2 separate regions of the Homo sapiens genome follow, and region 2 is linked to region 1. A link is a loop called in an ENCODE intact Hi-C map of the cell type or tissue named here. Cell type or tissue: breast epithelium. All regions are shown on one strand. Each heading gives the region's core, and the rest is flanking DNA. Links, peaks and the distances in the headings are about the cores only.

Region 1 (16,534 bases), core at 3,324-11,323:
ATGCTTACTTATGTCAAGGACTTCAAGAAAAACATGAATAAAATGAAATGAGAGATACGAAAGTTTGCCTAACACCAAATAAAAAATACGGTATCTGAAAAGAAACATCCAATCAATAAGCTTAATAGATTAGCATTAAAAAAAAAAGTAACAGTGGACTTGAAGACATAACAATGGAAACTACTGAAAATAAAACACAGGGAGGGAAAAAGGCTAAAAACATGAAGAGCCATGGTGATAAATGTGACAGCAGCAGCAATCTAACATATGTGCCATTAGAATCCTTGAAGGAGAAAAGAAGAGTATTAGAAGAAAGAATGACTGAAATGTTTTCAAATTTAATGAAAATTATAAACTCAGGGGTACAAAATGTTAATGAATGCCAAGTAAGATAAACACAAATATCACACATAATCAAATTGCTGAAAATGAGTAATAGAGAGAAAATCTTAAAAATGACTAGATAAAAAAGACATATTACATACAGGGGACAAAGATAAGAAAATCATTGGTTTCCCATCATACACAAGGCAAGACAGAAGGCAATGGAATATCTTTAACAATTTGAAGCTGAGCATGATTACTCACAGCTGTAACCCCAGCACTTTGGGAGGCTGAGGATCACTTGAGCCCAGGAGTCTGAGATCAGCCTGGGCAACATGGCGAGACCCCATATATTAGTCCATTTTCATTCTGCTGATAAAGACATACCTGAGACTGGCCAATTTACAAAAGAAAGAGGCTTAATGGACTTATAGTTCCACATGGCTGGGGAGGCCTCACAATCATGGCAGTAGGCAAGGAGGAGCAAGTCATGTCTTAGATGGATGGCAGCAGGCAAAAAGAGAGCTTGTGCAGGGAAACACCTGTTTTTAAAACCATCAGATCTTGTGAGACTCATTCACTATCAAGAGAACAGTGCCGGAAAGAACTGCCCCCATAATTCAATCACCTCCCACCGAGTTCCTCCTACAACACATGGGAATTATGGGAGTTACAATTCAAGATGAGATTTCGGTGGGGACACAGCAAAACCATATCACCCATCCCTACAAAAAATAAAATAAAAACCAGCCAGGCATTGTGGCATGTGCCTGTGGTCCCAGCTACTCGGGAGGCTAAGGTGGGAGGATTACTTGAGCCCAGGAAGTTGAGGCTGCAGTGAACTGTGATCATGCCACTGCACTCCAGCCTGGGTGACAGAGCAAGACCCTGTCTCAAAACAGCAACAACTTGAGAGGAGAACAACTGTCATCCCAGAATTTTATATGTAAAGAAAATATTCCTCAAAATCAAAATAAAATAGAGATATTTTCAGACAAACAAAAGCAGAGAAAATGCTTGCCAGTAGACCTCTAGTCTAAAAAAACCGAAACCAAAACCAAAAAGAAGGTAAAGAAAGTTCTTTCAGCTGAAGGAAAGTGATATCGATTGACTACTTCCCCAAATAAATCCACCAAAGGAATGAAGAGTATTGGAAATAGTAAATACATAATAAATATTATAGAACTTTTTTCTCATTTAAAAATTTATTTAAAAGACAATTGTTTAAAGCAAAGATAATAAAAATGGATTGTGAGGTATATAAATATAAAAGAAAAATGCGTGACAACATGGCACAAAGGATGAAATGGGAGAAATTAAAGAATACTGTTAAGAAACTCATATGTTATATATGAAGTGGTGTGTTATTTGAGGGTAGAATGTAATACGATAATGATGCCTATTGGAAACCCTAGAGTAACTACTAAAAACAAAATAGAGATATAGCTAACAAACCAATGGAGGAAATGAAAGAGAATAATAATTTTTTTTTTAATTCCAAAGAAAGCAGAAAAAATGGAACCAAGAATAGATGGCATAAACAGAAAACAGAATAGCAAGATGGGATTTAAAACTAACCATATCAATAATCACATTAAATGTAAATGATCTAATCAAGGTTCCACGATGTATGTCCCACAGGAAAACCTCCTGTTTCTGTAAATAAAGCCTTATTGGAACACAGCCAGTCCCATTCATTTACATACTTTCTATGGCTGCGTTCACACTCTGTCGTGGTTGAGTAGTTGCAATCAAAACCATATGACCTGAAAAGCCTAAAATATTTACCATTTGGCCTTTTAGGCAAACATTTGCTGACCTATGGTTTAATCACTCCTACTGAAAAGCAGTAATTACCAGAATGGATATAAAAGCAACACATAACTATATGCTATCTATAAGAAATTCACTTTAAATATAAAGACCCAGATGGGTTAAAAGTAAAAGGATGGAAAGAAACATATTATGCAAAGACTTCCCCAAAGAAAGTGAGAGTGGGCTGTATTGCTATCAGATAAGGTAGATTTCTGGATGAGAAATAGTACCAGAGTTAAGGAGAAACACGGACTCCAGTGACAAAAGGGTCAATTCACCACAAAGACATAACAGTCCTCGATGAATATGTGCCTAATAACAAAGCTTCAAAAATGGACAAGACTGAAAGGAGAAATAGACAAAACTAAAATGATAGTTGCAAATTTCAATATCTATCTCTCACTATATGATAGTTCTAGTAAGATCTGTCTAATAAGTTCTCAGTAAGAAAATCAGAAAGGAAATAACAGTCACTTATAGAACATCTACCCACCAAATATAAAATACACATTTTTTTTTTCAAATGCATATTCATCATAAGACACATTTGCTGTGCTGTAAAACAAGATTAAAGACATATTAGAGGTCTGAAACCATATAGACCAGGGATCCCCAACCCCCTAACCACAGACGGATACCAGTCCATTGTCTGTTAGGAACCAAGTCACACAGCAGGAGGTGAGCGGCAGGCAAGTGAGCTAAGCTTCATCTGTATTTACAGCCACAAGCTTGCCATTGGTTGCATTACCACCTGAGCTTCACCTCCTGTTGGATCAGTGGCAGCATTAGATTCTCATAGGAGTGCGAACCCTATTGTGAACTGAGCATGCAAGGGATCTAGGTTGCACGGTCCTTATGAGAACCTAATGCCTGATGATCTACCGCTGTCTTCCATCATCCCCAGATGGGACTGTCCAGTTGCAGGAAAATCAGCTCAGGGCTCCCACTGATTCTACATTATGGTGAGTTGTATAATTATTTCTTATATATTACAATGTAATGATAATAGAAATAAAGTGGACAATAAGTGTAATGCGCTTGAATCATCCTGAAACCATCCTCCTCCCTCTGGTTCATGGAAAATTGGTCTTCTGCAAACTGGTCCCTGGTGCCAAAAAGGTTGGGGACGGCTGATATAGACCATATTCTCTGACCATAATGAGGTGTAACTAGAAATCTATAATAAAAGCTCATCCTGGGATCATCCTTCACAATCAGGCTGGGCATTCCTCTTGCCTTTCTCCCTCATCGAGTCCCTTGTTTCCTGAACCATGTCTTCCTCTTTATTGTTTTAGTTTATCCTTTTTGTGAAGCATGTTTTCCTACGGTTTTGTGAGAGAGGGTGCATGGGAGGTGAGCTGAATATGTCATCTTTGCCCTGACGGATCCACTCTCTACCCTTCTCCACCATGCTCTGTGCACTCAGAGGCCAACGCACACAGTTGCCGTCAATGGTCTCCCATGTCCTCTGACTTCTGAAGGGGTTTAAATAAGAGTAGGCATCAGCAGGGAAGGGACAGAGGAGGGACACTGAGGTTGGCATATACATATAATATCTTCCAGCTTTATTTCTGTCAGGTCACTCAGCACAAGTCACATCCCTTGAAGGAAGGTCTCAGATCCTAGAAGGTTGTCCTCTCCCTGCAGACCCCTTGTACCTCGGTGCTGGTCATAGTTCTCTTTCCATTCCTCATTGGGCAAGGGGGTGGTAATTGCCTGTGATTCCTAATCCCTTACTTCACTATTGCCATGTTTTTTCTATGATTTGATCAGATTTTTGTAAGTAGAGTCTTTATTAATATTCTCCTCCAATTACCCAGTTTGTGTTTGTTCTGTCTTCCAGCCAGGATTCTTTATGATACAGGAGGTAAAGAATTTAACAACTTGGTTCTCAGAAAGTGTACTCATTCTATGCTCAAAATGTACTGATAATTTGGTAGCACAGAATTTTATAGTGGAAATGGTTTTCCCTAAGAATTTTGAAGACTTTTTCCATTTTCTTCTAGCTTCCAGTGTTGTGGTTGAGAAGTCTGATGTCACTCTGATGCTTGATTTTTTGTATGGAACTTTTATTTTCAAATGGAAGCCTGTTGTATATTCTGTTTTTCTATCATGTTCCGAAATTGTATGAGGATGTTCCTGAGTGTGAGTGTACAATAATCACTTTATCCAAGGGGGATACATTCCAAGACTCCCAGTAGATTTCTGAAATGATGAATAGTACCAAATTCTACATATACTATGTTTTTTAAGGCAGATAACTGAGACAGCTACCAAGTAACTAATGGGACCATAGTGTATACAATGTGGATATGCTGGACAAAGAAATAATTTATATCCAGTATGAGACAAAGCAGAATGGTGCAAGATTTCATCACACTACTCAGAATGGCATGCAATTTAAAAGTTATGAATTGTTTATTTCTGGAATTTTCTATTTAATACTTTTGAGTCACACAATGACCATGAGTAACTGAAACTATGGAAAGCAAAACCATAGACAAGGAGTGACTGCTGTACCGGTCATGTGATGAACCTTACAAATTGAAATCACATGCTCTTTAGTTCTGGAAATGTTTTTTAAAGGTTGTGTGCTATCTATTGTTTCTCTTCTCTCCTGCTAAAAAGTATTTTTATATCCATTTATTTTATCATTCTTATTTCTCCTATTTTTCACTCATCTCTTTTTTTCACTCTGCTTTTAGAGAGATTTCTTCAATGTTATCTTCTAACTACTTTACTGAGTTTTCCATTTCTGTATCATATTGTTAATTTCCAAAGGTTCTTTATTTGGTTATCTGAATGTTTCCTTTTTCTCTCTTTTTTTTTTTTTTTCAAAAAAAGCATCTTGCTTTGTTTCATCCAAGCATCCTCTCTTATCTATCTGAAGATATTAATGGTAGTTTTCTGAATTTGAAGTTTCATTTCCTTGCATAAACTCTGCTTTCAAAAAGTTTTATCTGTTTGGTTTTTGCTTCATTTTTTTTCATGTCACTGCTACTCCTCTGAAGTCTGGTGAGCCTTGGCTCTCTGCAACTATTTAAGAGAGGGGCACTAAAGGCTGGCAGAGCCCTGTGCTCAGAGGTAGGGATTTTCAACTGTGGATCTCACTGCAGGGAGGTTTGACCAGTCTTGTTCACTGGGGAGTCCCACTCAGAGTCATTAGTAATTTCCTTTCAATTTGGCCAGATCCCTAGAAGAAAATCTTCTCATCTGGAGAGTCTGGCCTGGCTGCCATCATTGTGGGGTCTGAGTGGAGATGGTGGTTGGAACTATAGAAACTATAACTTAATCTCCCATGTCTGTGGTCTGGAGCTCTCAACCTCAAAGATTGTTGAGGTCTCAGTTGAGAGGTTTTCTACTTTACTCGTCTAGAGGAAAAAGTCCCAGTATTCTGCCAGGGTGAGTGAGGGGCAGTCAGTAGGTGAATGCCTCAGGAAGGGACTGGATGTTCTAACTACTCCTTAAGTGAACTTTAAATGTGTCTTCCTGTTTGTAATCTGTCTTCATTCTAACTTCCAGAAGTAGCTAATGCTACTGATTTCAGAGCTTTTTGTTGTTGTTGTTGTTGTTGGTTCTGTGTTTGCTTCTCAGCTTTCTCTCTGCTGATTTAGGATTCAGATGTCTTTAATCACTAAGTTAGTCACCACTTGCCTCCTGCTTTCCAGCTTCTAAATGTTTTGGTATTGTTTCCTCTTCCATTTATCTTGTATATGTGGATTTATCTTTTTATCTTATTGATTCTCGAATCCCTTTGGTATTAATTTGGCAGGACACCAAGAGGGAGGAGAGGGGTATTGGGTTTCTATTGCTGCCCTACCAAATTACCACAAACATTGTGGCTTGAACACTGCAAAATTTCCTTACAGTTCCGATGGCTGGAAGAGTGCCAGGGGATTCACAGGGCTGAAGTCAAAGTGCTGACAGGTCTGTTTTCCTTTCTGGACACTCTGCAGGAAGATCCATTTCCTTGCTCACTTGAGTTTTGGCAGAGTTCAGTTCCTTGTGGGTGTTGGACTGAGATCCCTGTTGCTTGCAGGTTGTCACCTGAGGGCCATTCCCAGCTTCTAGGGACCACTCACACCCCTTGACTCATGGCCCCTTACTCCATCTTCACAGCCAGCAATGATGGGTGAAGTCCCTCTCACACTTTGAATCTCTCTTTCTTCTTCTATCATTGGAGCTCTCTCTGACCACAGCTGGGCAAGATTCTCTGCTTTTAAAGACTCATGAGATTAGACTGGTTCCACCCACATTGTCCCGGATAATCTCCCCTACCTGATCTCAGATCCTTCCTCACATCTGCAAAGTTCCTTTTGCCTTGTAAGGTAACAGAGTGAGAGATTTCAGAGATTAGAGAGTGGACATTTGGAAGCTGGGGACTCAGCCCACCATGGGAGGTAAATGCACACATTTAATCCTCATATTTAACTGAAAGACTCCATTGGTGAGCTCTTAGGGAATGCTAATAAGATTGACTGGGACAGAGAAGGGTTCAAAAGTCATGCCTATGGAAAGTGAATATACTGAATGTTTTAGCTCAGAAGATAAGAAACCAGAGATGAGAGGTACTTATAAATCATTTGCATACAGTTAATAAGTTTTTATGTGTAACATAAAGCAAACTTGTTTTGAATAAACCCAGAAGGAAAAACTAGGATTGATATAGAAGGTTAGAAGAAGACAGATTTTGGCCTAACAAAGGAATGTTCTAAATTAAGGGCTGACCAACAATCGGGAGATCTATCTCAGGAGGTAGTGATCATTCTTTATCAATGTTAGGGTAGGGACAATATACTAGGTAACTTAACATATTATTCAGTCATTCAAACATTCAAACCCATATACTGATTATCTTGTACAATAGTTCCCCCTTATCTGCAGTTTCATTTTCCAAGTTTTCATTTACACTCAGCAGTGGTTGGTTAGTTTTATCAATGTAACATATTTTGAGAGTCAGAGAGAAGGTGCTTACATATTTTTATTACAGTATATTGTTATAATTATCCCATTATTATTGATTGTTAACATCTTACTGTACCTAATTTATAACTTACACTTTGTCATTGGTATCTATGTACAGGAAAAATCATAGTATATACAGGGTTAGGTATTATCTGCAGTTTCAGGCATCAGCTGGGGGTCTTGGGATGTATCTCCCTTCAATAAGGAGAGGACTCCTGGATGTGGCAAAGAGAAGTTAAAACGGTTTATTTTCTGCTCTGAAAGAATTTGCAATAGAATATTTTATGACTCTCTGACTTCACTCTTGTTCCTCATTCTCTCCATTTATTCAATAAACATTTATTGAGCTCCTGCAATGGCCAGGCACCATTCTAGACATTGAGGATACATCAGTGAATGAAACAGAACTCTCTGCCCTCAAGGGACTTACACTCTAGAGGCAGCACAGAGAAAATGCCTTTGACTGAGCTCTGCCCTCTGCCTGTTCAGCATCTCTTGCATCAGTCTTCTCCATGTCACCAACCATGACCATCATTCAGTCTTTTTATGGCACTTAGCTCAATAACTGTGGTGACACTTAAATGGTCTCTGCTTTAATCTATCCCACACCCTGCTTGCAGATTGATCTTGCTGAAGCAATGCTTAATTAACTGACCTCTCTTGGTTTCCTCTTGCAGGCAGAAATCAGTGAAAGCCTCTTAGCCTGGGTTTTTCACACTCAGATGGTCGTTAGCCTCTCCACCTGCCTTCCCTGGGATTCTCTTCATGTCACTTTGTTACAGAAAAAACAAGCCTCTCCCTACTCTCTGTTCATGCTTCACACCTTCCCACAGGCACCTCTTTGCTTTTGCTCTTCCCCTGGCCTGGGATAACTTTTCTCTATCTCTACCCAAATCTTCCCTATCTTCTAAGTCTCGGGTCAAATATCACTGTGTTTACAGAATTTTCCATGATTTTCTTTTTTTCTTTCTTTTTTTTTTTGAGACAGAGTCTTTCTCTGTCACCCAGGCTGGAGTAGAATGGTGCAATCTCGGCTCACTGCAACCTCCACCTCCCGGGTTCAAGCAATTCTCCCGCTTCAGCCTCCCGAGTAGCTGGGATTACAGGCACCTACCACCGTGCCCAGCTAATTTTTGTATTATTTAGTAGAGATGGGGTTTCACCGTGTTGGTCAGGCTGGTCTTGAACTCCTGACCTCAGGTTATCTACCTGCCTCGGCCTCCCAAAGTGCTGGGATTACAGGCATGAGCCACTGTGCCTGGCTCCATGGTTTTCTTAATACTGTCACTTTCCTCTGAAGCCCATGGCACTCAGCGCACTCCTCCTTACATGATTTAACTTCATGTAAGCACATATTCTCTTTTCTTGTCATGTCACATGAAAGTTCGGTAAAGCAGAATTCATGCCTGATGTATTTTGTTATCCTCAATGCTGTGCTCATATGTATTTCTGGAATGACTAAAGTAGAAGACATGAAAGTAAATTCTAGCTTAATTTCTAATGTTTAAGACATGTGGCTAGCTAAATATACTGGCCCACACCAATAACTATAGCACTCTGAGAGGCCGAGGCAGGAGAATCTCCTTAGGCCAGGAGTTCAAGACCAGCCCAGGTGGGACCCCATAACGGGACTCCATAGCCAGACTCTGTCTCTACAAAAAAATTACAAAATAGCCGGGCGTGTGCCTATAGTTCTAGCTACCCAGAGGAGGGAGGATCACTTGGGGCCTGGAGGTCAAGACTGCAATGAGCTATGATCACATCACTGCATTCCAGCCTAGGCAACAGAGTGAGACCCTGTCTCAAAAAAAAAAAAAAAAGAAAAAAGAAAAGAAAAGAAAAAAAAAGAAAGAAAAGAAAAAGGGAAAAGAAAAGAAAGAAACCTAAAGTGTATTCATCTCATTCTGCACTAAGAAGTACAAACTGCATCCTCTGAGCGAATTGCTTATGGAAAGCAGCTGGCAGGCAGCTTCCTTTTTCTTACTGAAGACATCAAATATCTCTAACATGAAAGGGCAGTAGGGTTGTTTGTCCATCCACCTGCTTTAGTGGGGGCTTCATAAAACTGTCTACAAGGAATAAGTCATCTTTGGAGAAGTCAGCCACAGGATCCTGAGTGTCACCTTGGAAACTGTTGCATAATTTACCAATCTGGAACAGACCTATTTGCAAGCCTGAACTCCAAATTTTAGTTAAAGCAAGACATGGTTGGTGATCCCATTGTCGGCTTTCTCGCCTAGTCCTGAGGATGGCATCACTGGAAAGTCAGAGCCTCACCTGAGCAGGCGACATGGCAGTGGTTGTTCTCCTTCAGCTTTCCGCGTCTGCACCACGCGAAGCTGTTGATCTGGAAGATGCCATAGTCGATGCTGCCGTCATCCAGGACCGTCTGGGCTGTGGTGTTGTAGCCGCTCTCATAATATGCCATGCAGATCCCTGGAGGGGGGAAAGCCAGAAACGCCAGCAAAGGAAGTGCATCTTTTGCTCTAAGCTTGGTCTGAGGGCGAGTTTCCTTATCCTTGTTACCTGACTGCTTCCTCCCAATACACCTTGGGCAGGGCAGGGCGGGCATGCGCCCAGGGGGCACACGAGGGGCACATCGGGGGCTGGGATGGCACACCTGAAGCTGTACACCCAGTCAGGGGCTGAGCCTAATCTAGACCAACAGTCAGGTCCCCCCACTCCCCACAATGCCAGCAGAGGTGGCATTATTTTCCCCTTCCCTGGCTAGTGTCATAAGGACAGGACTCCAGGAATAAGGAAATGAGGGGCAGGGGAGGAAGGAGAGGAGACCCAGAGAGCCACAGTTAGGCTAGCAGCCACCCCTGAGTGCGGTGAGGGCAGAGCAGGGGTAGTTGGGAAGACACAGCAGGGAGTGTGGCCAGGACCTTCAACATCTCAGGGGAAAGGTCAAGGACAGAAGGAGAGCAGGAAAGAAAGAGTCTCACAGTTTCCAAGGCTGAAGCCCCAGTAATTGTCCAGGCCAGCCCTCGAGAATATTTTTGCCAGTTTGCAACGAGTGTAGATTTTGGACTCGGCGCCTGTGACCAGGCAGCCAATGAGGGTCAGAATGCCCGCAGCCTTCATCCTCAAAGCCTGCCGGAGACAGAACCTGCCAAAGAGCCGGAGAACAGGTCAGACGATCTTGGTTCAGGAACTTTGAAATCCAGCGGTGGTGACTGTGCACAGCCCTGCCTAGATGCTGCCTGTCACTTTGGTCATTCAGTGCCACCATCAGGGAAAACCGGCCACTCTACGGTCCAGGGAAGGAAGGCAACTGAAGGCTGTTTCCTTAATGCTTTTCCATACAGTAACTTTCAAGTCAATGCTGTGTTCTCAGGGTTAAGCAAGCAAAAAAATTAACCCTCCTTAATACACATCCAGGTGAAAACCACAGGGGGCATTTTTAGGATTTCTATTTTAATTCTATGAATGAAAAATAGAATACAGGGGTGAAACATTCCCTATACTGCTGACCCTTGAACAACATGGGTTTGAACTGCGTGGGTCCATTTATCCGTGAATTTTCTTCTGCCTCTGCCACCCCGAGACAGCAAGACCAACCCCTCCTCTTCCTCCTCCACCTCAGCCTGCTCAGTGTGAAGACAACCAGGATGAAGCCCTTTATGATGATCCACTTCCACTTAACAAATAGTAAATGTATCTTCTCTTCCTTATTCTTTTCTGAATAACATTTCATTTCTCTAGCTTACTTTATTGTAAGAATCCAGTACAGAAGACATAGAACATAAAAAATATGTGTTTATTGGCTATTTATGTTATCAGTAAGGCTTCCAGTCAGCAGTAGGCTATGGAGTCGTTAAGTTTCTGGGGAGTCAAAAGTTACATGCAGATTTTCAACTGAGCAGGCGTCGGTGCCCGTGACCCCTACATTTGTTCAAGGATCAACTGGATGTGTAGAAACAGACAGCCCATTTCAGCCACAGATGAAAGACACGTGGGCCTGTATGGAAAACTTTAAGGGTTATTGTTTGGGGGTTTATCGAAGAGTGAAGATTAAGCACCTACTCTTTCATTTTCTTTTCTTGATTCAGTTCCAAATGTGGGAGCTTTGCTTCCAAAGTATCAGTGCTTTTATTTATTTATTTATTTTTTGAGATGGAATCTCACTCTGTTGTCCAGGCTGGAGTGCAGTGGCGCCATCTGGGCTCACTCCAAACTCTGCCTCCCAGGTTCAAGCGATTCTCCTGCCTCAGCCTCCTGAGTAGCTGGGATTACAGGCGCCCACCACCACACCTGGCTAATTTTTGTGTTTCTAGTATAGATGAGGTTTCACACTGTTGGTCAGGCTCATTTCAAACTCCTGACCTTGTGATCTGCCCACCTCGGCCTCCCAAAGTGCTGGGATAACAGGTGTGAGCCACCATGCCCAGCCCAAAACATGAGTGTTTTATCTTAGATTGCAAATGCATTGCTTTGCTAAGCTTCACCACCAGTGCTCCGGGGGGCCTCCTAAAAGTCTGGCACCTGACTGGGGAGCAAGAGGGATGGAGGACAAAGCCTCATGAAAGGAGGAAAGCACCTGGGGGAGCAGAGGGGCAATAAAGAGACCCCTGCGGAATCATCTGAAATGGGAGTAGGATCAAGAGAGCTGTCTCCTGCTGCCTACTGATTTTCCACAATCTCTTCCCCTCTTGAAATAATGTCTTCCCCAAATACAACAGCCTTGCTGGGATGGGGTGAAGTGAAATTTCTGACAACTACTCGGGATCCTGAACTTGATGTTCTTACATATGTTCATCCCGTGTCATTTTCTGCACTTGCCTAGAAACTTCTCCAGTCATTAGTTTCTCTCCCTGGGGCTGGATTCCTGCATTGAAAGGCTAGGCCCAAAACAGGGATAAGTAGTCATCAGCAAGGCCACCGCACCAAGTAACAAGCAGGGCTTTAAGGTGACTAAGCAATAAGGTAAGGAACTGCATTGCATGAGGGGCATGTACATTACAAACGTGAATAGCAAGCGTGGGCAAACCAGGCCCGCTTTTGTATGTAAAGTTTTATTGAAACATAGCTACACCCATTTGGTAATATATCATTGGTGGCTGATTTCCAACTACAGTGGCAGAGTTCAGTAATTGTGTTTGAGGCCGTATAGACCACAAAGCCTAACATATTATTATCTGGCCCTTTTCAGAGAGAGCATGCCAGTCCGCTGTGTACAGCACTGTGTTAAGCTGTGAGGGACAGACAAACGAGGTTTAAGATGCAGAGCTAAGGCCAGGCATGGTGGGTGATACCTGTAATCCAAGCACTTTGGGAGGCTGAGGTGAGCAGATTGCTTGAAGCCAGGAGTTTGAGACTAGCCTGGGCAGCAAAGGTAGACCCTGCCTCTACAAAATATACAAAAATTAGCCAGGCATGGTGGTGTGTGCCTGTGGTCCCAGCTACTGGGGAGGCTGAGGTGGGAGGATCACTTGAGGCTGGGAGTTTGAGGCCATAGTGAGCCATGATTGTGACACTGCACTCCAGCCTGGGCAGCAGAGTGAGAGACCCTGTCTAAAAAAAAAAAAAAAAAAGAAAAGAAAAAAGAAAAAAAGATACAGAGCTTACAAATAGAGTTGGTTTCCATCCCCTGCCTTAGAATTTTACTGATCTCAAACAAGTCCAAAGAAAACCCGCAGCAATGATAACCCCAAGCATCATGTTCTACATCCTTCAAGAACCTGCCATTGCTGGTTCTCATAAGAGTAATTTAGGTCTTACTGAAAAGGCAGATTCCTGGTGCCTGCCCCAGAGGCTGACTTCTCAGTTGAGTCTGCGGAAGAAACACTGCTCCACTTAGTCGGTGACAGGCAGCTCAGGGGAGCGTCCTGCATCCCCTGAAGCCATGTCTGATTCTAACGAGGCGCGAGTAATCCTTTCCTAGCTCAAGAACATTTCTTTAGAGTGTTAGAGAAAGAAAAATTCTTAATCCTTTGTTTCTCACCACCTAGAGATGCTAGAATTCTACTTCTTGGCACTAAAAGCTGTATCATCCTGCATGCTTGTGTTCTGAGGCAGGTGATAACTGTCTTCTGGGGCTTAATACCTCTTGTTTTTTGTCTTTTCCCCTCAACAACCCTCCTCATTACACAACTTGGCCAGGGCCTCCTGTCCAAGTGAGAGCTCTTCTCTGAGGCGTCTGCAAACTTTATCACAAATTCCATTAATAAAGAAAGTTAAGCATGTATCCTCTTTAGATGTACATTGAGTTATAAATCATACTTCTGTACCTCAGTACTAATATGCTACATAAATTATCAACATACATAAAACTAAAATTTGAAAATTAATGACATAGAGGTGAAATTAACATTAAAAATTTATTAACAGCACATTTGCTATAGTCAAATTATTATTAATAAAATATTTTTGTAATAACATGATTTTATTATTTTTGAAAAATTTGGCTTAACACTTTGTGAATCAATAACTAAAGGGCTGTTTTCAAGGTCTATTTATTTCAATGTTCAGATTTAGTGACACATTTGAAATGAATTCTCATTAGAATATGTAGATCTAAGTAGAAGTTTATTGTTGGCTGCACCTAACTAATCGTTATATTTTCTTAAATTCCATCTGCCAATAATGCAAAGGTTTTGTTGAAATCTATTTTGAAGTTCATATAGTATTGCATTATACAGATACAACATAGCATACTTAGCCAATTTCATATTGATGCACACTTATTTTATTCTTCTATTGTAAACATATTACAACCAGTAATTTTGTACATATGTCATTTGTAACTTTACAAGAATATCTTGCTGGATCAAAGGGTATAATTTTGTAATTTTGCTAGATATTTGCCAAATTGCCTTTCACATGGGCTTGTATCAGGAAGATAGCACACTGTGTTATCAAATGTTTCAATATTTCTCAATATTAGAGATGAAACATAATTTTTCAGCAGAGTTTCAATTTCAACTTTCGTTATTTCAAGCTGCTTGAGGGTCTTTTTTATCTTTAGAAGCCATTAGTGGACTTCTTGTGAACAGTCTATAATATGAGAAAATGTATAGGTTTTTCCCTCAAACATCTTTTTCAAAATGCTTTGAAATAGGGATCTTACCAGTGAGAAAATAGAGACGGATTGTCTTTTTCTTTTTCAAAAATGCTTGCTTAGCAAGTTTTCAGATATGACGTAAATATACAAAAGCCATTTACAATCTTATATACTAGGAATAGAAAATAAGAGTTTGAAATAAAAAAAAATCCATTTACAATAGTACACAAATGCAAATGAAGTACTTAAATTTAAACCTAACAAAATATGTGCAGGATATATATACTGACAACTATAAGACAGACGGAAAATTAAAGAAGACCTGAGTAAATGAAAAAGACACACCATATTCATGAATTTGAAGAGTCAATATTATTAAGATTTAATACATAGATTTAGTGGAATCCCATTTAAACTCCCAGAAAAATTGTTTAGAAAATATCAATAAGAGGGTCCTAAAACTTATATGAAAAGGCAAAGGGACTAGAGTAGGCAAAACTATTCAGAAGAATAATAAAATTGAAGGACTCATATTGCTTGATTTTAGAACTTAATATAAAGCTGTAGTAATCAAGACAGGATGATATTTGTGGAAACAGACACATAGGACAGTGTAACAAAATAGAGAGCCTAGAAATAGTGTTACACATATGTAGTCAAGTAGCTTTTTATAAAGATGCAAATTAAATTCAATGGAAAGATGATGTTCCATTTAACACATGGTACTAAAATAAGACTGTCTATGTGCAAAACAACGAAAACAACAAAAATAAAACAAGGCATAAGGCATATTGAAGAATACATACCTTATATCTCATACAAAAATTAATTCAAGATGGATCAAAAGCCTAAATGTAAAAAGTGTGAAACGATGAAATTCTTTAAGTTAAATATAAAAAATCTGCAGGACCTTGGGTTTGGCAATGAAATTTTAGATATAACATCAAAAGCACAATCCATGAAAGGAAGAAAAAAAAACTGATTAGTTGGATTTGATCAAAATTTAAAACTTTTGCTCTTTGAAAGACACTGTTAAGGGAATGAAAAGATTAGCTACAGATTGGAAGAAATATTTACAAATCAATGTCTGATGAGATGAAAGCCTTGTATTCAGAATATATAAAGGACTCTTAGAATTCAACTATAAGCAAGCATATAACCCAATTAAAAAAAGGGCAAATGATTTAAGCAGACATTTCAAAGAAGATATACAAATGACAAGCATATGAAAAGATGATCAATATCATTGTCACCAGGAAAGAGTAAATAAAACCACAATTAGATATCACTTCTCACTAATTAGAATTGCTAAAATCAATTAGATGAAACCAAATGATGAAGACACAGAACTGTAAGAACTCCAATTTATCACTGGTGGAAATACAAATGGTACAGTCACTTTGGAAAACAGTTAGTCAGTTTCTCATAAAATTAAACATGGACTTATCACATAAACCGACAATTATACTCCTATGTATTTATTCAAGTGAATAAAAAACTTACATTCACACAAAAACAAGCTAACCCATGTTTATAGCAGCTTTATTCATAATCAATGAAAACTGGAAGCAACAAAGATGACCTTCAGCAGGCAAATATATTCAAAAACTATGATCTATCCATACAATGGAATACTACTCAGCAATGAAAGGAATGAGCTATTTGATTCCCGCAACAATGAGGATGAATCTTAAATGCATTTTGCTAAATAAAAGAAGGCAGACCCAAAAGATTACTATTATATATACGTATTATATATAATTCCATATATACGACATTATGGAAAAGGCAAAATTTATAGGGATGGAAAACAGTTCAGTGATTGTCAAGGGTTAGAGGAGAAATTGACTACAAAGGAACCACACACATTCTATTTTATTTTAGGTCATTGGAACTGTTCTCTATGATACTGGGGTAGTAGAAACATGGCTTCATGAATTTGTCAAAATCTGTAGACCCGTACACCACAAAGGGGGAACTTCATTGTATGCAAACTTTAAAAAAATCATCCAGGATGTTGGGGAATACCAGGATAGAATTTAGTCTGTGAGAAAAAGACCTAACTGTATTACAAACGTATAACATAACCTCACTGAAGGCGTGGGAAAAGAGATGCGGATCCAGGTAACTTTAGAAAACAGTGTTTTGACTGAATATCTAAAGTCTAAAGACAAAACAATCTGTACATAAACACTGTACTTCAGTTGGTGAATTCCCTTCTCCCTGGGGTAAGAGTTAGCAATTCTGAAACTACATGTAAACTAGCATTAAGCAAATGAAGAAAAACATTGCAGATGATGGGAGCCAGATTTCACACTGTCAGAGAGAGAAGTTAAAAACAAGCAAAAGAGAAAGACTAGAATTGAACTCTGTGACACTGGATTAGAGTTGGAGACATTAATATAAATCTGTCCATCTACCTAG
Region 2 (16,534 bases), core at 4,184-12,183, 440 kb after region 1:
AGAATAAGGGGAAAAGGTCACTGCTTGGTGGTCTTAGCTTTTTATACTTTCCAATTCTTCTGCACCCTCAAAATGATAGCCACATTCAGGGCATGTGGAGTAAATGAATGCTCTTTACCCAGGCTGCCCCCCACAAAGGACGAGGGCATTTGCCCAGAGAGAGGCCTCTGCTGGGGCTGCTGCTCCTGGTGTAGGGGCTAATTAGGACACGCAAGGTCCCCAACACTTCTGTGGTGTGGGTTGGCCCGTGGATGGATTTTCCATTCGATCTTTATTTTTTTCCCCCTTCACATTTTCCACACGGCACTAAAATTACTCTTCAGAAAAGCATTTATCTTCCTGTTACTGCTTCACAGCCTGTCGCCGTTAGAGGATTTTCAGGAAGGACTAGCTGGTACCTGTAAAAATATCCACTGACTTTTATGAGTGGAACATCACCAAAAACTCCTATTTCCTTTCCTCCCCGTTCCCTCCCAACCCATCCTTTCCCTGCTACCCACTCAACTCATAAACTCAGTAAAAAGATTTCACCATTTCTCATCCTTTTTCTCACTTTTTTCTTCAATCTTTTTTTGTTGTTTTCGGAAAATTTATTTTGAGAAGAAGCTTCATTTCCAGTACCTGCAGCTGACTTCCAGAAACATATGAGAAAATGCACAATGAGATATCCGAGTGTGTCTCGTTTTATTAATATCAAAGTGTGATGTGTGTTTGCATTGCTCAACAGGGATTTTTGTTTGTTTTCATTTGTTTTAATCGTGTGTGTGTGTGTGCACGTTTGTGTGTGTGTGTAAGAACTATTTCCTCCAGGTTTTTTTTTTACTTTTTTATCATAAAAAAGCTAACTATTTTTATAATTCATGCTGGAAGATTTGGAAATACCAAAATAGGGAAGAAAAAAAAAACTTCCACCAAGCTAAAAGCCAGGAATGCTAATATTAATAATTTAGCATATTTTTCCATTCTATTTCCTGAAGTTATTGTTTTTATGCGATGGTTTAGATTTACGGGGAGGTTCATCAACTCAATTCAAGTGTTCCTTCCCTGAGAAGCCTTTCCTTGGCTTCCCCTCGTGTTCACCCCATCAAAATGAATTGTAAATATTCTCTGTGTACACATTTGTGTCACTTACTTGACTGACAGCTCCTGTTTGATGGAAGCTTTCTTTAGTTCATCTTAGTTACTCTAGGATCTAACACGTGGCAATAAATTCAACAATCAAAACAAATATTAATTTGCACAGTCTCTGCACTGGGGCAGTTACCAGAGACTGAGCATTAATCAGTGAAACAGACAGATATGAGGGCCAGCCACGGGTTGTGGAAAGAGGAGGAGCAGAGACATGGTGAGAGAAGGAGGGCTTATAGAAAGGCAGGGGCCAAACCAAGTAGGACCATATGAGCTGGGCAATGGGGAGCCACTGGAAGATTTATACAGGCATCACACTTTCCCTGGATGCTGCGTAGGAAGAAATTGAAGCCTTCCACAAGTGGAACCAGGTAAACCACTTAAGAAGCTTACGGTGAGCTGGGCACGGTGGCTGACACCTGTAATCTCAGCATTTTGGGTGGCCGAGGCAGGAAGATCACTTAAGGACAGTAGTTTGAGACCAGCCTGGGCAACATAGCAAGACCTTGTCTCTACAAAAAAAAAAAATTAAAGATTAACTGACCATAGTAGTTAACTGGCCTGTAGTCCTAGCTGCCTGGGAGGCTGAGGTGGGAGGATTGCTTGAGCCCAGGAGGTGGAGGCTACGGTGAGCTATGATTGTACCACTGCACTCCAGCCTGGACAACAGAGCAAAACCATGCCCCCACCCCCCACCCCCGCCCCCCACCCCCCCCAAAAAAAAGAAGAAGAAGAAGGAGAAGAAAAAACTGGTGGTGGCTTGGACTATAGTGAAAGAAGAGGTAATAGGTGGACGGATTCAAGATGTGTTGTTTTAGAGGTAGAATAGTCCAGAATTTCTGACAAATCGGCTATGAAGGTAAGTATAGGGAAAAGACACGTAGGCCATCCAGGTTTCTGAATGGAGCCACAGGTGGATGAAGGTGTGATTTATTGAGACAGGGAAGACAGGAGATAAATAGATTGAAGTGGCAGGAATTAAGAGTTCATTCTGGGACATACTAACTTTGGGATGCTTGTGAAATTGCTACATGGGAGTAGAGAGTGGGCAGTTGGATACACAAGTCTGAAGTTCAGAGGAACAGTGGTCTAAGCTGAGGCTATAAATTCAGGAATCACCAGCAAATAAATGCTATTTAAAGCCATGGGTCAAGTTGGGACCACCCACAGAGAGTGTGGCAAGAGCAGTGGAGGGCTCAGGAACACAGTCATACAGCTGTGTTAGGAGGGGAGGAAGAGCCAGCGAGGGAACTGGGAAAGACAAAGAAACCCAGGGGAGGTGGTGACTGCCCTTGAGCAAGGAGCAAGATGAAGGCAGAAAGCTGAGGCTGGGCACAGTGGCTCATGCCTGTAATCCCAGCACTTTGGAAGGCCAAGACGGGCAGATGACTTGAGGTCAGGGGTTCGAGACCAGCCTGGCCAAAATGGCAAACCCCAACTTTACTAAAAATACAAAAATTAGCAGGCATGGTGGTACACGCCTGTAATCCCAGCTACTTGGCAGGCTGAGGCAGGAGGATCATTGAACCCGGAAGGTGCAGCTTGCAGTGAGCCAAGATAGCACCACTGCACTCCAGCCTCAGCAACAGAGTGAAACTTTGTCTCAAAAAAAAAAAAAAAAAAGAAAGAAAGAAAGAAAAGAAGAAAGCTGAGCCCTGAGTGTGGCAAGGAGGAGGTCACTGCTCACCTGGAGCAGGAGTCACCATCAAGCAGCAGAAGTGGGAGCCCGACTGGCATGGAGAAGAGGTGAGGTGGTGAGATGGCATGCCCAGCTGACTCTTCCATGAATTTTAGGCATAAAAAGCAGACAAATGGAATGATAGCTGGACATCCTCTAAAGGATCAAGGAAAAACATTCAGAATGTTTGCATGCTGATGGGAATAATCCAGGAGAAAGGGGAAGCTTGATGAGGTTAGAGATAGAGGTGATAATAAAAGGAGGAAGTCCCTGAGATGGTGCAGGGATTGTGTGCAAGGCATGAGCATAGGAATTGGCCTTGGACAGGGGAGGGATGCATTACAATTGTACCTGGAGGGAAGAAAGGGGAACAGTGGAGGGAGATGATTATAGATTTAGTAGGAGATGGGCCGGGCACGGTGGCTCACACCTGTAATCCCATCACTTTGGGAGGCCGAGGTAGGTGAATCACTTGAGATCAGGAGTTCGAGACCAGCCTGGCCAAAACAGCGAAACCCTGTCCCTACTAAAAATAGAAAAATTAGATGGGTGTGGTGGCGGGCGTCTGTAGTCCCAGCTACTTGGGAGGCTGAGGCACGAGAATTGAGAATCACTTGAACCTGACAGGTGGAGGTTGCAGTCAGCCGAGATCGTGCCACTGTACTCCAGCCTAGGTGACAGAGCAAGACTCCATCTCAAAGAGAAAAAAAAGACACATGGTTGATGTCTAGTGGGGGTATGTGATAATTCTTTTCCATATCCTCTTCCCCCTTCTTGTCCAAGCTTCAAGTCAGCAGTTTTGATGAGAAGATTTAGTGGGAGTCTGACAGAGTTCTTCTTCAAAGAAGTGTGATGTGAGGCCACCAAGTGAGATCAAGGAGGGAAGGTGGGTGAGCATGCCCACTGAGCACACAGGAGCAACCTAGTCCAGCCTAGGGGAGGCTGGAAAACTGAGTTCCGTAGAGAAGGAGGAGGAATGGGGAAATACTGGAAGATGCTAAGCAGGGAAGTGACAGGATCTGACTAGAGGCAGAGAAGATGCGGGGTGGGCATGGACAGTAGGTTGCTGGGGGAAAGAGACTGGAACAAAAGAGACCAAGTGGGAGGCTGAGAGTTTAATGGACATGGGAGGTGAGGCAGGCCTGGAATAAAGGTGTGGTGATGGAGAGAAGTGGGCAGATTTAAGAAATACTTAGAAGAAGGGGCCAAAAAGATGAACTTGAATCAAAAACACATTTATTTATAATTTTCTTAAACAAACATGACTTCATTTTGAACTGCTGGGTAGCTATGTTATCAAATATATTAACCTGAGGGTCCTTTGGTAAGTCTGATGGTACTCCCAGGCACTGGTTTGTAAATGCCCTGGTTGAGACGTCTCTCTGTTTCCCCCAGCTTCTCAGCACAGTCTAGGCACACAACCTTGGGTAAGTGATTTTTTTTTCCAGCCAAGTGAAGCTACCCAGGGGTAGGACTGCAGCTTGCTCTGGCCTTCCTCTGCAGCAGGGAGCTGGCCAGTAGCACTCACAGTGCCTGGTGACCGTGCAACTGGGTCACACATCATAGTAAAACCTCAGTGATACCTTGCACTAGTGTGTAAGGCTATGTGTCACAACATGCTGTCATCTGTATCATTTGATCCTTTCCAACCCTGAGAGGTGAGCAGAACAGAATTAATCATCTCAGTGTTACAGATCACAACACTGGTAGCCCAGAGAGGCTAAGTGAATCCCCTAAGGTCCCAAAGCCAAGAAAAAAGGAAAGGGTCAAAACATCTTGCCCCATATATCACAAGGAGCAAGTTTCTTCCTTTATTATTTTTATGTTTTTGAGAGAAGGTCTTGCTCTGCTGCCCAGCTTAGAGTGCAGTGGCACAAACACTGCTCACTGCAGCCTCAACCTCCTGGGCTCAAACCATCCTCCTGCCTCAGCCTCCCATGTAGCTGGGACTACAGGCATGCGCCATCGTATCTGGCTAATTGTTTTATTTTTTGTAAAGACAGGGGTCTCATTTTTCTCATTTTGTTGCGCAGACTGGTCTCGAATTCCTGGACTCAAGTGATCCTCCCGCCTCAGCCTCCCAAAGTGCTGGAATTACAGGCATAAACCACTGCACCAGGCCATTCTTCATTCTAGAGCCATACCCTTTAATGTCTTCCTTTAGGGTGACAAGAAGTGACTGTGTGGACTCTCAGAACATGTGTTCCTAATTAAGAACTCTTGAACTCTACCACTGGAAAGGCCTCAAAACATCAGTGCAGTGGCTTCTGGTTGCACCCACATCATCAGAAAGCATTTATTCAGGATCTTCTTAGGCCCTTTCGCTATCGTCCAACAGAAAGAATTAATTTTCAAGGGATAAATTGATTATTTTCCCCAACTTGCCCAACCTAGTGGGCAAGTCAGGGAATGATTCTGTAATTTGCATCTATGGCCTACAATTCCAGCATCATTTAAGCAAATAGGTCACCCAAGAAGAAATCACAAGCCCTGCCTCCCGCCTTCCCTCTAAGGTTTGGCTCATGGGCTCACTCAACTCCAGGCCTCAAAAGATCTTTTCTTTCACCTTGATTCTCTTCTGCTTGTATTAGAAAGTAATAGTTTTGGGCCTCTCTTTCTCCTCCTATTTTCTTGTTTCTTCTTCCCACTTCTCAATCTAGTGTTGGTGAGGAAAATTTAGAAGGATTCAGAATTGAGAAGATAGCGATTCAAAGAGGTGAGTGGGCCAGGTGCGGTGGCTGACACCTGTCATCTCAGCACACTTTGGGAGGCTGAGTTGGAAGGATCATTTGAGGCCAAGAGTTGCAGACCTGCCTGGCCAACGTAGTGAAACCTCATCTCTAGCAAAAATTTAAAAATTAGCCTGGCATGGTAGTGCGTGTCTGTGGTCCCAGCTAGTCAGGAGGCTGAGGTGGGAGGATCACCTGAGCCTAGGAGTTCAAGGCTGCAGTGAGCTATGATTGCACCACTGCACTCCAGCTCAGGTGATAGAGCAAGACCCTGTCTTAAAAAAAGAGATGAAGAAGCAAAGGAGGGCCATAAGCTGGAGGAGGGTCTAGAATAAGGGGCCAGAGTAAGACAAGGAGCACAGAGAGGGGGCAAGCATGAAACACACTCAGCATTTACAGCCCATGAGAAAAGAATGCCACACAGGGGTTTTTTAAATTAAAAGTATCCTAAAATATATTAGAGAAAATTGTTTTTTTAAAAAAAAGTTATTTTTTTAAGGGGAATGGCTTACGAAGACCAAAATCACCACCATAGCAGTTCAAGGATAGAGAATTTATTCTAGAGAATCACAGAGGTGCAATGCCAGGTAGAAGGATAAGGAGGAAGGAGACGGGGAACCCAAGCCCAGGACCACATGTTGGAGAGCACACGGCAAGCCAGCCTGGAGGGCCAGGGCGGAAGGGAGGCCAGGGCCCATGACCAAGACCAGAGCAGAGCAACCCAGAACGGGGTGAGGCAGAGACAAGACCAGGAACTGGTGAAGCGTGTGGGAGTGGAGCGGGGGCCCTGAAAACCACTTCAGTCTTACAGGTACAGGATCCTGGCACCAACCTTCACTGACTTTGCCCCATTGCCTAAACTGGGTTAAATGCCACCCTGTTACATATGCATGCAGCAATGAGTGCTTTGTATAATTTCTACCAAAAAATTTATTTTAAGCCATAAACCATGGAAAAAGACACTACACACACACATACACACCCACACACCATTGCTTACCAAACATTGAGAAAAAATAAAAGTAATGTCCTTAATATTCCATTTAACTTTCCAGCCCTTCCATTTATTCTCAGTTTATGTTCTGTCTGCATATTTGGAGTTTAAATGTCCCTTTTCTTTCTGAAGTGGTAGTGATAGTTTGTTTTCCCACCTGCTCATCTCTCATTGAACTTCTCATCGTTCAAGTCACTTTAGATGTATCTCTGTTCACTCTATTTAAGTACATTTCCCCCACACCTATCCCATTGTTTTGTTATTGCACCCTGTGGGTTTGCTTTATCAGACTCAAGGAAACTTTCCGATGGCCATGGTTGCTCACGCCTGCGATTCCAATATTTTGGGAGGCAGAAGCAGGAGGACTGCTTGAGACCATGAATTTGAGACCAGCCTGGGCAACATAGCGAGATCCCTCTTCCTAAAACTTTTTTTATATTAGCTGGGTGTGGCAGTACATGCCTATAGTCCCAACTACTGGGGAAGTTGAGGTAGGAAAATCACTTGAGCCCAGGAGTTTGAGGCTGCAGTGAGCTTTGATCACCCCACTGCACTCCAGCCTGGGTGCAGAGCAAGACCCCATCTCAAAAAGGTGAGAGAGAAATTGTTCAGCTTCACAGAACACAAGACTGTTGCTCAAAGTGACATAAAGCATCAGGAATGTGTACTAGATCATAGAGCACACTGTCCCCTTTCAGGGCACCTCCAAAATTGATTCATTCAAAGGCACAGTGGCCTCAAGGACACACTCCCCTTCCATTTTTTGACTCTGCTAGCCACAACATGTTGGTCTCTCTCATCTGGATCCCTTCATTGTTCAAAATGGCTGCCTCCAAGGTCCCAGGGTCACCTGCTGACACAATGACCTCCAGTACAAGAGAGACTGTGTCTTCCTCCTCTGTGAGTCTTTTCAAGAACCATTCCTCGAAGCCCCCTATATCAGTCAAGGTTTGAGCAGGGAAGAGCTTGCACTCTTAGAGAATTTAATAGAAGTGAATTTAATGGAGGGGCTGTTTAAAGACTGCAAGCGAGCAAAGTTAAGAGAACCAAGGAGAAAAGGTGAAGTGCCAAGGATTATAGCAGGAAGTCCACCCTGCTTCTGGTCCTGAAGGAGAAAGGAGAAAGGAAGTTTCCACCCTTCATAAAGAGAGCTGTAGCTGAGGAAGAAAGCTTGCCCGACACGGGAGCTGTGCCTTAGAGGAATGTGGCTACTGTCTGGATCGCAGCCAGAAGGAAGGGAGTCTGAGGTCGAATTATGAATACTCTGCCCTCCTAGCAATGCCTCCATTAGCCAAATCCAGTGGAATGCCAGAGGACAAGGAAGACTTCACAGTGCAATCTTTAGAGGTCAACCTCCTGGGGCACAGAGAAAAGCAGAAAAAGACAGATGAGTTCTGGATGGAGCGGGACAAATGGAAACAGACCAGCATAAACCCCTAACAGATCTTCCCATGTACATAGTAGTCCAGAAAAGGATCTCATGCCTCCCCTTAAGCCAATCACTGTCAAGGATATTGACTTAGAGGCTTCGACTTGTCAAGATTTAACTTTAACTCATATGGGAAAGGGATAAACTCCCACATGAAATTAAAGTTTTGCCAAAAAGGGAGGAGAGAGGAATATCTGCTACAGTAAATATTTCTGGGAAAAAAAAATCTGTTTGACAATCTCTTTTAAAAAACTATTTTTACCTGAGAAAATAAAAATATTAAAAACTTTAAGCAAGGCTTCAAAAATATCTTTTGGAAATTTACTAGTCAATGAAATCTAAAAAGCTTTGGAATAGCTTCTACACACGTATAAAAACAAAAGACTATTTAGTCTCATTAGGATTTAGGGGTAGATGGTGGGCAGGCAGATCGCCAGTTAAAACAATTCTCTGGGGGACACTCTCCAGTGCTCTGTCTACTAGAGTTTTAAGTGGCTCACAGAGGTGATCCTGGGGAAGACCAACACATTTCCTCTCCTGTTCTGAAGCAGATCACAACGCACATATCACATTTAATCCTTACCCAATGCAACAATTATTACAAGAGACACAAAGGCAAAGGTAAACCGTTTATTACTTAGACTAAAAGTCACTCCCATTGTGACCTCTTTATTGAAAGAAGAACAAGCTAGGAAATGAAATGTGTGAATTGCAGACATACATCCCTGAACTGTCTCATGATAAGGAGTTGATCATTTTGTTTAATTGCAGTTGGCAAAACATTTAAAACGTTTGTCTTCTGTTCCTGAAATGCAGATGTTAGAACTATGAGGAATATACTGTGATCTCGATTTCCTTTATCTCTGTTAAACTTCCAGTTGCCTTCCAGACAATTCTGGTGTGAAGAACTAAAGTATTAAATGAAACAAAAGCTAAGAATTAAAATCAAGAAATAAACATTTATCAAATGTCAACAGTACCAAGACCTAGAAACAAAAAGGCAACAAAGATGTCAGATGTCTGGCTCAATGGATGATAAGCAAACAGGTACACATAAATAGCTTGATGTCAATTACATTTTGAGAGATTTCCTTCTGTGTGTTCTCATAGGTATGTTCTAACTCAAGGGGAAACCAGCTAATACCAGGAAAAGTATTAGCACGTCTTTGGCTCAGCATTTTTGTTACTTATAGCATAGTTATTTGTTAACTCCAGTAAAATCCTTAGCTCTGACAGCAAACAACTATATAAAAATCACAGGTGGGGCGCGGTGGCTCACACCTATAATCCCAGCACTTTGGGAGGCCAAGGTAGACGGATCACGAGGTCAAGAGATCAAGACCATCCGGGCTAACAGTGAAACCCCGTCTCTACTAAAAATACAAAAAATTAGCCAGGTGTGGTGTCGTGCACCTGTAGTCCCAGCTACTCAGGAAGCTGACGCAGGAGAATCGTTTGAACCCGGGAAGCGGAGGTTGCAGTGAACCAAGATCGCACCACTGCACTCCAGCCTGGAGGACAGAAAGAGACTCCATCCCAAAAAATAATAATAATAATAAAACAATTACAAAGTAGCCAAATTAGTCCCTCAATCCTCAAATTTCAGATGGTGATTTTGAATATTCTCCTTTATTCTTTTTTTTTTTTGAGACGAGGTTTCACTGTCACCCAGGCTGGGGTGCAGCGATGCAATCAGGGCTCACTGAAGCCTCCACCTCCTGGGCTCAGGTGATCCTCCCACTTCAGCCTCCTGAGTAGCTGGGACCACAGGCATGCACCACCATGCCAGGCTAATTTTCAGTATTTTTTGTAGAGACAGGGTTTCGCCATGTTGCCCAGGCTGGTCTCAAACTCCTGGGCTCAAGGGATCCTCCCACCTCAGCCTCCCAAAATGCCAAGATTACAGGCATGTTCGGCCTCTCCTTCAGTCTCACACATTTGTGATTGTAATGAAGGCGGAGTAGTTTGACCACAGTTCTATAAGAGAGAAGAAATTGGCAAATATGCCCGTTTGTATCTTTCAAGCACAGGCATTCTGCCAGTCACCATTTATCTTTACATTTGTACAAACAAGCTCATGGCTAAGGAAGCATTAAGATAATGACGAAGAAGAAGAAATCATTTGGAGGCAGTTAGAATAGACCTTTAGAAGGAAATGGTTAAGAAGGAATCTCAAGATTGAAGGAGATATTGATAAAATGAGAATGACTGGAAAACGGTCTAGTCAGCATCCGAAGAAGAAAAATGGGCCGCGTGTATTGAAGGTGTTGGCTTTGATGGAATTTAAGTTCTGAGAAGACTGGTTATTAAAGGGAGGAGATTTGTGGATAAAGATGCAACAAATCTCAAAGTCCATGGGCTTCGAGCTTTAAAAGAGAAAAAAGGAAAAGACTGGATGATGGAAAACCAAATAAAGAATCTTAGGTAAAAGATTATGTTCTTTGTATAAAAGCTATTTTGAGGAACTGGTTTTATTTACTAAGTGCCTGGATGAAGAAACGGAAAGACCTTCCCACTCCCACCCTTGTCTCAGCCATTGTGAGAAGCCGTGTGACCTCTTCCTAAGTCCAAGGAATTGAGCTGTTGTCAAGGATCTCAAATATTTTTTTTTAAGTGGCAGCCAAGATGTTGTTGTTGTCTAAACCTAGTAAACATATATGATTGCGGTGCCACAAATAGCACTAGGTAATAAGAAAGGCAAGAGAGTGTTGAAACAGAAGGCGAAGAATGTATCCACCACTGTCCTTAATTTTGGGTGACTATCAAATATTCAAGAGGAAGTGGCTCAGCCATAGAAGGTGCTTAATCTAAATGTGAGACCAGTTTGGTTTTGTTGCCCAGAATGTAGTTGCTTCCGAAATACAAAAAGCAAATTCCATAACAAGCAAGAAACGTCTGTGTGCAATTCACAGAACCCCAGCCTAACTCTGGTTGAAGGAGGTAGGGTAGATGCTTACATTTAAAACAAAAATTTTGCATCTGTAATTAACTTAGATTTATCTTCAATGTAGTTTTCCTACTTAACTTCCAGAATATTTTAACTGTAAGAGCCCCTGCATTAAAATACTGTAATGAGAAAATCTGGTACTACTTTGTGAATCAACTTTTTAAATGTGCATAAACATTTCCATGTGTTAGCAAGCCTCTGCAAAGCCATTGACCGCACCCGACTGCCTTATCTGTGGCTAAACAGACTACAACCCAGCAGACCAGAGCATCATGTCAGTTGCATCCTAAGGAAAGCAGACAATGAGGTTGATTTAGAAGTGCAAGAGATTTGGGGTGGGGGGTAATATTTGTAAAAAGCGTAAGAGGAAATATCAAGATTGCCCAAGCATGGAAAGCCTTCAGATCACGATGCAGATTTGACACTTACAAAAGGAAAAAGGGTAGAAAACAAGATAGACAAGAGAGAGCCTCAGATTTTGGTGGGTCAGACACGGATTTGACCAACATGATGGGAAGCTCTGGAGCAAAGAGGATTCCTGTGTTGGACAGACACGGCCTTGGTACCACCATGGTGCCGGTATTGGCTGGGAGCTGCCCAGAAAAAGTGTGGTCTTGGTTGAAAAGCTGAAGCAGATCCTCCAGGTGCTGCAGCTGGAAGCTGTCGGCTGGCTACACTCCTTGAAGCTGCCAGGTAAGTCCTTTCTCCAGTGAAGATCTGAATCATTGCACACCTCAATGCCTACCTCCATCCATCCCTGCAGGGCATCCAGTAATCTTCAAAACATCTGGGAGTTTTTCCCCAGAGTAGAGTCACTTGAATAAATGTCTTTTGGGGAAGGACAAAAGGAATTATACCCATAGACTTGGTGTGGTGTTGCTGGGTCCTTCATCCTGGGAACATGGCCACCCTTTCTATTGGGGGATTCCAGGTCTGAAAACTGCCTCAGGTTCCAGGTACTAGACAAGGAATTGCAAATGTTTGATAGAGCAAACACCCTCAGCCTCCTGGGCATCCTTGTTGGATTTTTTTTTTTTTTAATACAAGGTCTCACTCTGTTTCCCAGGCTGGAGTGAAGTGGCACAACTTCAGCTCACTGCAACCTCTACCTTCTGGGTTCAAGTGATTCTCCTGCCTCAGCCTCCAAGTAGCTGGGACCACAGGTGCACACCATCGCATCCAGCTGATTTTTGTATTTTTAGTAGAGACAGGGTTTCACCATGTTGGCCAGGCTAGTCTTGAATTCCTGACCTCAAGTGATCCACCCACCTCGGCCTCCCAAAGTGCTGGGATTACAGGTGGGAGCCACTGCGCCTGGCCTGTGTTGGCTATCTTTTGATTAGATGTATTGAGAAGTATCCTCACAAGATTCCCATCTGTTTCACCCCATCATCACTACTCTCTGTGGATTCAACTCCACAACAGCCTTTCACACCACCAGTTGTGGTCTGCAGAGGAAAGCCTTCAGCTAATTTCCCAATGGCTTGGTGAATGCTGTGTTCTCCAGACCTCCCTGGGCATAATAATCCTCTGATGGGTCTTCTGATCGCCATAATATACCAGCATGTTCACTTCCCTGAGCCTTTAAAAATCTGTTTCAGCTCCGCTCAGCATGGACCTATCTCCAGGCTTGTTGAACCACCCAAGCAGCAAGTCTGCACCATCCTCTAGGGTCTTTGCCAAGCATTAAGTCCCATATCCTGAGAAAATGCCCTCACATTCCTGTATTCTCCTTTATCCTGCCTCCTTGATCAAGCGCCTTCAAAATCCAGTTCCTTCCTTCTAGTACATGGGGGTGAATTTTTCACAGTTTGAGGGAGGTACAGTCTCTTTCTAGCTCATCAGTGTTGCCATAATATTCTTGGCTTGGTGATGTTGCGACTTACCTCTAGTGATTGGTCTGGCAACCAGGCAAGAAGTTGAGGATCCTGAGAAGCCCTCCTTGGCCCGTGGGGACAGAACTCTGTGGTGTTGGCCCATATGGGTAGTTTCAGATCATAACAGGGAAGGATGAGCCACCTCTGCAGGCTCTGAGGGCTTAGAAGAGTTTGAGAGCTCAAAATATTTGGAGGCATCCACCCAAATGTCCCCATCCCGTGCACAAGAGCTCCATGTTTTCCCAACCAGTGCTCTGATCTTTGTGTAATGATAATCATCTTTGAAGCTAGGCAAGCCTATTAAATCCATAGTTTGGTCTTCTGCTTTTTCTACACTGAATGGAGTGAATATGGGCCCCATTCCTGGAGGCCCTCAGGCCTTCACAAGTGGCTTTCAATTGCTCCCTAACTGCCTACAGCTTTTCATTATCCTAATGTAGAGCCTCAATTCAATTGAGCAACAAGCAGCCAATTCCATTGTCCTTGGATACCTTGCTTCTCTCTGACCTCTCAAATGCCTGAATCCTCTCTCCATCCGGGGCTTTCCCGTCCACCAGAACATTCTTCCAAGTCACTGACATTGAACGTTTTAGGCAGGGCTCAGTGGCCCGTGCCTGTAATCCCAACACTTTGGGAGGACAAGGCAAGAGGATCACTAAAGGCCAGGAGTTCAAGACCAGCCTGAGCCTTGCTCTGTTGCCCAGGCTGGAGTGCAGTGGCATGATCATAGCTCACTGCAGCCTCGAGCTCCTGCGCTCAAGCAATCCTCCCGCCTCAACCTCCTGAGTAGTTGGGACTCCAGGCATGAGCCACCATGCCTGGCCGCAACATTCAGATGGATTTTTAAACTACCTGAGCTAAGTTAATTTCCTCATAGATTGGATGTGGATGTGAGAGCAAAAGAAGAGTCAAGGATGACCCAAGGGTTTGCTTTGAGCACATTCCTCAGTGCTTCCAGGGCATATGGCCTCTGAATGGTGCCCATGGGCTTATAAATCCATCTCCTCCCAAGAGATAACACATTTATTTTGTCCCTGGACCTTATGAAAGTTGTCAGAATCAAAATAGAATCACTAGTGTTTTTTAAGGAAAACAACAAACAAACAAAAAACCTGAACTGGATGCAGTGGTTCATGGCTGTAGTCGCAACTCAGGAAGCTGAGGCAGGAGGACTATTTGAGCTCAGGAGGTTGAGGCTGCAGTGAGCTATGATCACACCATTGCACTCCAGCCTGGGCGACAGAAAGAGGCCCATCTCTAAAAAACAAACATAAAAAGACTTCACTCTCATCACTCTTGAGATTAAGGATTTACCTAAGTAGTAAAATATGTCAGATCAGATTCTGGCCTCAGGAACTCTGAATCTGGGATGTGAAAAGGTTTCTGGAGAGGCATTCTGTTTCTCATATCATTAACCACAGGAAGATATTATTTGGTATACAAGAGGACATTGCTTAAAGAGGTGAGAAACAGAAACTATCTCTCCCTTATATTTCTCCAAATACCTTGTAAAGTTGTGAGTTAAAGAAAAAAGAATGATGTTCACTCAAAGGGGAGATGCAAAAATAAAAAGGTAAAACCTTTTCCCTTACCCTAAGGAGATAATGTGTGCATTTTAAAAAAGTTCTAATATTGTTTCTGCAAGTCAATATATAAGCATTATTGAAAAGTCCAATCTTGCCTGTGTTTTACAGCTCTCAGCTCCTTTCAGGAAGCAACTAAATCAGAAAACAGTGTTCTCTCTTCCTTGGAGCTGGCACAGGTTTTGATAACATCGATTGAATGCCAAGCGTAAGTACAGATTGGAAGTTAGAAGTATTGCTATTGACCGTTTTCTAATATGTCCTTCAGCTCAGTAATTAATCGATTTGTGACAAAATGAATAAGAAGCTGAGGTCTTCTAAGAGCTTACCATGTGGCAGACGCGAGCTCAGTGCTGTACATTCGCATTCATGCTCTTCATCCCTGTCTCTCAAGCCACTCGTCACACCCACACTCTCCGGGCCAGGAGGCTTGCACAACCTGCACTGGGAAACTTTCTCCCACCTGTTCTTGACTCCTGAAACCCCTCCACGGTGCCATCAGCCTGATCCACTAATAGCAAAACGCCTCACATCCCAAACTAACTTCCAAATAGTCCCTCCTTGTTCTGACAAAAACTGACTCTTCCCTGAGGACGATGCTCACATCTTCTCTCATGCGCTGGCTGTTTTTCTTTTTCTTTTTTTGAGATGGAGTCTCCCTCTGTAGCCAGGCTGGAGTGCAGTGGTGCGGTCTCAGCTCACTGCAACCTCCACCTCCCGGGTTCAAGTGGTTCTCCTACCTCAGCCTCCCAAGTAGCTGGGATTACAGGCACACACCACCACACCCAGCTAATTTTTGTATTTTTAGTGGAGACGGGGTTTCACCATGTTGACCAGGATGGTCTCAATCTCTTGACCTCGTGATCTGCCCGTCTCAGCCCCCCAAAGTGCTGGGATTACAGGCGTGAGCCACTGCGCCCAGCCACTGGCTGTTTTTCATTCCAGGCCCTCCTGCCACCTCCTGCAGACCTGGAGGTGATGGAGGGACCCTGCTGGTCCTCTTTTCCCCTTCCAGAACCTTCTCCTTCCCTTCTACTGCAAATCTCGTACCATCATCATCTATCACCCCTGAAACTGTCCCTAGAAACTTTATACAATTAATCAGAAGAGAAGGGAGGGAGAGAAACAAAAATAAGCCAAGCTTGCACATACTCAGTGTTAGTCATGGGGTCAGCTGTTCTCTGATCCTTCCTCATAGTGTTTTGCTACCTATTGCTCCAGAATCACACAGACCCTGTCACAAGATTAGAGTCCCCCTTCACTGCTCCACAGATAACAACTGAACATTGTGAAATGTTGCTTTCCATTTGAGATATTCTTGTAGGTCATGCATACTGATGAAACTACTGACGCCAGCTGGTCTGAAGGACCCCACGAGAAGCTGACTCACTGAAGAATGCAGTTTCTACATCCTGATGATTTCATCCCCCTTTCCCCAACCAATCAATGACTATAGTTTTTCAGCCCCTCACCCCCCATAATCCCCTTGAAAACCTCAGCCTAGAACTCTTCGGGGAGATGGATTTGAGGGTCTTCTCCCATCTGCTCACTCGGCCTCCCTGCTGTCATCAAACCCTCTCTCTGCTGCAAAGCCTGCTGTCTTGGTGTATTGGTCTGTTTCTGCACAACAGGCATACAAACATGTTGGTCCTGTAATACCCCTGCCCAACATTGTTCACCACCTTTTTCAACAACATCAGTTCTCAGCCCATTGGCATCCTCCCCAATACTTCTCCTCTCTTTTCTGAGCATGTTCAATGCATAGATAATAATCTTTCCAAAACTCCACCATCATAGGTCATTAAACTTCTCTCCTCCTTCAGGCATCTTGACCTCTACCCTCCTAGAAACAGTCACTCACTTTGATGGCAATACATGGATCTTGTCATGCACATTCATTGCAGTCCTTAGCCCCTTTTAACTTCTAATTACTCTGGGGCTCAGTCGTTGCTGTTGTTTTCATCTCTGTCTCTACTTACTCCGTTGGAGATCTCATGTGGTTCCATGGCTTTAAATACTACCCACACACTGATAACTCCCAAATGAATATCTCCAGTCCAGTCCTCTGTCCTGAACTCCAAACCTGCATATCCAATAGCGTACTCATCATTTTCACTTGAATATCTAAAATACTTCTCTAACTCACACGTCCACTACTAAACTGATTTT

Evidence for each region. A loop is a pair of places that touch in the nucleus more often than their neighbours do. Peaks named below come from ENCODE experiments on the same cell type or tissue, not always from the same donor. Only the 100,000 strongest peaks of a DNase experiment are listed, where the experiment ranks them.
Region 2: a loop joins it to region 1, with 7 times the contacts of the local background. A loop is called at or near these places in 2 of 110 quality-filtered maps.

What each region holds. Positions count from the first base shown.
Region 1 is chr10:29,285,525-29,302,058 of GRCh38, reverse strand. LYZL1 (lysozyme like 1) reads right to left here and starts at 12,989. Exons shown (of 5, transcript NM_032517.6): 1 at 12,829-12,989; 2 at 10,053-10,216; 3 at 9,382-9,540. The coding sequence starts at 10,191. RefSeq lists an enhancer at 16,155-16,244 and a silencer at 16,355-16,424. In breast epithelium, for the core only: no CTCF peak of the experiment used is centred there; no DNase peak of the experiment used is centred there.
Region 2 is chr10:28,844,624-28,861,157 of GRCh38, reverse strand. C10orf126 (chromosome 10 open reading frame 126) reads right to left here and starts at 14,750. Exons shown (of 5, transcript NR_164114.1): 1 at 14,695-14,750; 2 at 13,895-14,039; 3 at 12,792-12,942. In breast epithelium, for the core only: no CTCF peak of the experiment used is centred there; a DNase peak (open chromatin) is centred at 7,757.